2 separate regions of the Mus musculus genome follow, and region 2 is linked to region 1. A link is a contact called in ENCODE Hi-C data. All regions are on one chromosome and are shown on one strand. The core of a region is the stretch at or near the end of the contact, and the rest is flanking DNA. Distances in the headings are between cores, read along the strand shown.

Region 1 (2,790 bases), core at 154-2,653:
TATAAAAACAGACACACATGCTTATGTAATTGTTGTGCCTACAAAAAAAAACAATGAAATATTCCAGATTTATGTAAAATATCTGCACAAGTATAGCTATAATCATAAACTGCAGAAGGGGCTTCCAGAGAAAGTGGAAGGCAAGTGTGGAACAGGCAACTGTATAGAATGCCACAGTTGGAGAAGCCGTGGTACCTTGCACCAGGGCAGATGGTAAGAAAATCAGTGGAAAGCCAATCTAGGCTGATGGGCAGCCAGAGATGGCAGGTACAAAGACAAAGTCCTTCCGTATCCCCAGGAGCCAACATTCAGATTAAACCATCAACTCGGTGTGACACTGTGTGGGCAAAGATTCCGGTTCTTGTTCATTCAGCAAGACAAGCTGATAAGCTTCCACCAGAATATCAATCCTAAAATCATTCCAGAGAGTGTCCAAGACTAACTTTAGATCAGTCCACCCCAAAGTCCCATGTAAATTTCCATCACCCCATTTGTCTCCTCAGCGCCCCAATGACCTCCTTGTTCCTCAGACTATAGATGAATGGGTTCAGAACAGGGGTGACGATTGAGTAGAGCACAGCCACCACTTTGTCCCTTCCAGGAGAATGCAAGGAGTGTGGCTGGGTGTAGGTGCAGAGACCGGTGACATAGAACAGACTGGCCACAGTCAGGTGTGAGGAGCAGGTGGACACAGCTCTACTCTGTCCCTGCCCTGAACCCATCTGGAATACAACAACCAAGACCCGAGCATAGGAAGCTAGGATGGCCAGGAAGGGGAGCAACACAAGGACAAGGACACTCATGACAATCATATGCTCATATTGGGATGTGTCTTCACACACAAGTGGCAGGAGAGATGGAACCTCACAGAAAAAGTGGTTAACCATCCTAGACCCACAGAAAGGAAGTTGAAACACATACACTGTATGCGCTAAAGCATTGATGGAGCTGCTGCTCCAGGCACTGGCGACCATGGAGCAGCAGATCTTCCTGCTCATGAGCACAGGGTAGTGCAAGGGTTGGCAGATGGCTATATACCTGTCATAGGACATGAAGCCCAGCAGGAGAGCTTCACACCCAGCAAGACTCATAAACATAAAGACTTGGATCTCACATCCTAAAACGGAAATGGCCTTGGTGTCTGAGATGAAGTTAGCTCCCATCTTGGGCACAGTGGTAGATATGCACATCATGTCAATGATGGAGAGCTGGCTGAGGAAGAAGTACATGGGGGTGTGGAGTCTTCTATCCAGCCTGATGAGGAGGACCAGTGTGATGTTGCCTATGAGAGCCACTGCAAAGAGGATGGAGATGACTGTGAAGAGGAAGGTGTCCATGTGTCCATACTGGAAAAGACCAACCAAGGTGAAGTCTGTCCCGCAGCTGTGGTTTCCTGTCTCCATGGCTTAGACTGAACCATCAGAGCAGATGTACTCTGGAAAGGGTGTGGCCAGGTGAGGACTGTCCTTGAGCATACATTTCTGGACTAGCTGTAGGGAACACTTCTATCCTTCTTTTACACTTTCATCTATTGAAAAACAGTTCTTTTAGTTATTTTTATATATTATAATTTCTGCAAAATAATTAATAGTTACACATGCTAATGTCAGGCTTATGTTTCAGAGGGTGCATGTAGCATGCATGCATTAAGTCATGGGATCTCTTCTCTATCCCCTTCATTTCTCCTGGTCATTTCTCGAGTTTGAGGTCTGCAAGCTCTTCCTGATCAAGGTCTTCATGAATACAAATATTCCAAGCTCTTTGTAAGGGATTCATGTCACAATCAGCTCTTTTTTACCAGAGAAAGGACTTTCAATTTTTTTGTTTTGTTTTTTGTTTTTGTTTTTCAGGACAGGGTTTCTCTGTGTAGCCCTGGCTGTCCTGGAACTCACTTTGTAGACCAGGCTGGCCTCAAACTCAGAAATCAGCCTGCCTCTGCCTCCTGAGTGCTGGGATTAAAGGCATGCACAACCACGCCCGGCCAGAAAGAACTTTTAAAAGGTTTATTTTTTTTAATACAATTTTGTGTAGCTCATGTTGGTTTTGGAACACCATGTAGCCACAATCATAAAATAAAATCACAATTTTGTTATCCTCCTGCCTCTGTCTCCCATGTGTTAGGATTACAAGTGTGCACTGTCACACCCACATTATGAAATCGTGATCAAACAAAGGTTTGCTGCAGGGTACATGAACACTCCCCAGCTGAACGAAATCCCTAGTCCTGCATGCAGGACTTGAACTCAACATAGAATAAATTAACAACTTGAAGTTTGCCACACAACAAGTCAGCACACTCTACGTCAATAATGAGTAAATTACAATAAAAATGGATTTAAAAAACACATCGAGAAACAGTTGATCACACCACAATAAATTTCATGCTAAGCACATTGCAATGTCCTGCATCATAGCTCTAGGGTGGTGATCCAGATCTATTTGCCTGTGGGGGTCACAGCTAAGGCTAGCAGCATGAGTTCAGCCACACATAGCACTGTCTATTGGAATTGTCAGCCAGCCTCAAACCTTACGGAGAGAGATGAGGTGATTCAGCATTTTTCCTGACCATCACAGACTCAGCAAAGAGTTTGCTATCAACAAAATGAGCAGCAAATTGGAGATGCCTCCATTACAGCACTGCCTTTTCTCACAGCCTTGCCAGGCAGATAGGTCTGTGTCACTGGCCTGCATGTTTAGTATAAATTTGAAGATAGATGTCTCAGGCTTCTACTATTCAATGGTTTAACCATGGTCAGTAACTCATCAAGGCACCCAGGAACTGGACAAATG
Region 2 (2,790 bases), core at 114-2,613, 2.7 Mb before region 1:
CTCATATATTAGATAAGTATTCTACTCCCAGGGATACAACAATCTTTTTTAAACCTGTAGATTCCCCGTGGCTGTAGCTCAGAGGTAGGACTTTTGCTCAGTGTGTGTGTGAAGCTGGGCATGGGTTCCATCCCTAAATACTTAAATACCAACCCCCAAATCCTGACTCCAGAGTCCCTGGTTATCTGAGGGTATGGGTTGAATATGAACTGTCGCCTCTCACAGACTCTTATGCTGAGGTCTTCCTCCACCTGGTGGTCTCACTTTGGAAGGCTCTGGAAACTAGGTTAGCTGCAGAGAGCGAATCACACAGGCATGTCCTTGAAGAGCATTTTGTCTCTCTGTATCCTGGCTGTCACAAGGCAAGAAAACACTCCTCTCTATCCTTTCTTGGACATGGATGGAGACCTCTGAAACCACGGGCCAGAATCAATCCCTCTCCCCTTCAGTTGCTTTTGGGATATTTTGTCACAGCAGTGTGAAACTAACAGTGAGCAGAAACATTTGTTATTCAAGACCAGTTGCCACAGAAGGGACTTTAGCCTCTCTCACAGGAGTCACCTTTGACTTGGAGCTAACATCTGTGAGTCAGTCCTCCTGTGCAGGGCTGCAAGTGGGTGGGACTGTGGAAACGCATCTTGAGTTTACAGATGAGGAGAGTAGGGTCCTGGTGACAAGCCTGCATTTTTCCAGGCTGCAGGTGTCCCTTGAACCTGTATATTCTTGCCACAGTATCTCCTGTTTCTGACCATCCAAGACCAGCGAACACTTCTGTGTTACCCGGACAATGTGGCTTGCTTTTCCCCCTGGTAGGTGTTATGTACTTTAATGGAACAATGAGAGAGAGAGAGAGAGAGAGAGAGAGAGAGAGAGAGAGAGAGAGAGAGAGAGAGAGAGAGAGAGAGAGAGATTATAGAAACCTATAGCAAAGTGTGTGTTGAGCTGACCACAAGCTGCACAGCAGAGACCTTGAACACCCACTACTGCCAGATCCAATATTTGCTGGCCACAGCGGAACCACGATCGGACCTTTGGCTGACCGTAGTGGGATCATGTCTCAGGACTCTAAGTCCTTCCACACCCTAATTTCTCAAGTGCCCTCTGCTCCCTTGCAACGACAGCGACAGCGACTGGAAGGTCCTTGCCTCAGCGCGCTCTTTCCTTTTGCTTCCAGCACTTTTGCAAACTTTTCTGTTCCTACATTAGGGTGCTGGCTAGCCTTTGGAGATGCGCAGGCCTTGGGGTTGCAAGGGCAAGGGGTGAGTCCAAGGTTGCAGATCCTCGGCTGGCGCTGGGCGGGTTTAGGGGAGGCGGCCGAGGGCGGGGACTGGAGTCTTCCAGGCCTGTGGGTCCTCGTGCGGCTTCCGAGCCCTGACACCACGGAGGCCACATGGAACGCACGGAGGAGTCCGCTCCCGGGCCGGGAGGCGCGGACGCTGCGTCCGAGCGCCGTGGGCTACGCTGCCTGCTGCTGCCCGGCTTCCTAGAGGAGCTGCGGGCACTCTTGGTCCTGGCGGGTCCTGCGGTGAGTCAGGTGGCCTCGGCTGCAGGCCGGTCCCCGAGGACTGGGGGCCCAGTTACCTAAATTTCAGGGTCTGACTTGGCGGGGTTGGGGACCCGAAGAGCCTGCAGCGGGCCACAGCTATGGGGATGTGCAGAGCCTAGTGACTCTTGGCGTGCGCCCTGAAGCCAGGGGTTCCTGAAAATAAAAGCACTCAGACCTGTCTCTCTCCAGGCAGAGGCATGAAACAGGAAGGTAAACTGTCACCTTAGAATTAGGCTTTCAAAACTATTTGGAATCTAGAGCCAATGTCTGACGCAGAAGCATCCTGTGTCAGCTCCTCTTCCACTAAGCGCTGCGCTCAAAATCTGAGGTTTTAATGAGGTTCCCTTTGGGTAGGAAGTGCTTTTATTAGTGGGGTCGATTTTACTCATTAGACTAGGTCTCTCTCAATCTCGGCTTTTAGAAGCAACGTGGGAAAAAAACAAAAACAAAAAAACCCCCCAAACCACAGAACCACATCACACACGTGCTGCCTTCTGTTCTCTGTCAGTTTGGGGGTTTTCAGTCCTCAAGGGTGAGAAAGCCACTTCTCTGACACACTCTGTGTGTCTGAGTGAATAAACATTTGGCCAAGAGGCAGACATTCAAGCACCTGGGAGCCCCTGAGCCCCGGCATGTGTGCCCTCTTGACACACACGATAGGGCATAGAGAAGCAAGATCAAAGCCCAGGGTGAAGCCATCAGCTACAGGTCCAGGAGAGGCATAGGAGCTCACAGCCCTCTGCGGTGCTCAGTCTCCAGACTTGAAGTTCAGTTCCTGTGTGGATCTTCCCAAGCATGTTAGGGAACAGCCCACGGACTCAGAACAGCTCCGTTCTCCTTTCTATGAAGTCTATGAGCCGTCAGCTTTGCCGTAACTTAGTCTCACTGAGTTGCTGCCAGAAAAGCTTCCTAAGAATCAGGTGTGGTGTGGTAGCCGTGGCCTGGAATCTCTGTGCTTGGGAGACTGGGGCAGAAAGGTGACTAGAGTGACTTACTGTTCCAAGCCATCCTGGGCTACAGCATGAGCTCCTGCTTCAGAAACCCAAAGAGGAAAAATAGCAGCAGCAGCAGCATTTGGAGCTCATGCCCTCTTCTAGTCACGTGATCCCCAGTTCTAGGCTAATAGAGGGGAACTGGCTACTTTTCCTACATGGGAACATGAATGTATACATGTATGTCATTGGTTTCTCACCAACACAATGCATACCCATTACAGAGGGAAAAAGAAAGGAAGAAAGAACAAA

What was found. Hi-C counts contacts between places; a loop is a spot of excess contacts on that map.
Region 2: a loop to region 1 is called in a map of heart, with 31 times the contacts of the local background. The contact joins the promoter of Slc47a1 here to the promoter of Olfr319 in region 1. A Hi-C loop is called at or near these places in 3 of 37 maps with a recorded cell type or tissue (ES-E14, heart and left cerebral cortex).

What each region holds. Positions count from the first base shown.
Region 1 is chr11:58,700,316-58,703,105 of GRCm38, reverse strand. Olfr319 (olfactory receptor 319) reads right to left here and starts at 1,403. Exons shown (of 1, transcript NM_146500.2): 1 at 483-1,403. The coding sequence starts at 1,403. The coding sequence ends at 483.
Region 2 is chr11:61,376,648-61,379,437 of GRCm38, reverse strand. It overlaps Slc47a1 (solute carrier family 47, member 1), which reads left to right and starts at 1,363. Exons shown (of 17, transcript NM_026183.5): 1 at 1,363-1,525. The coding sequence starts at 1,391.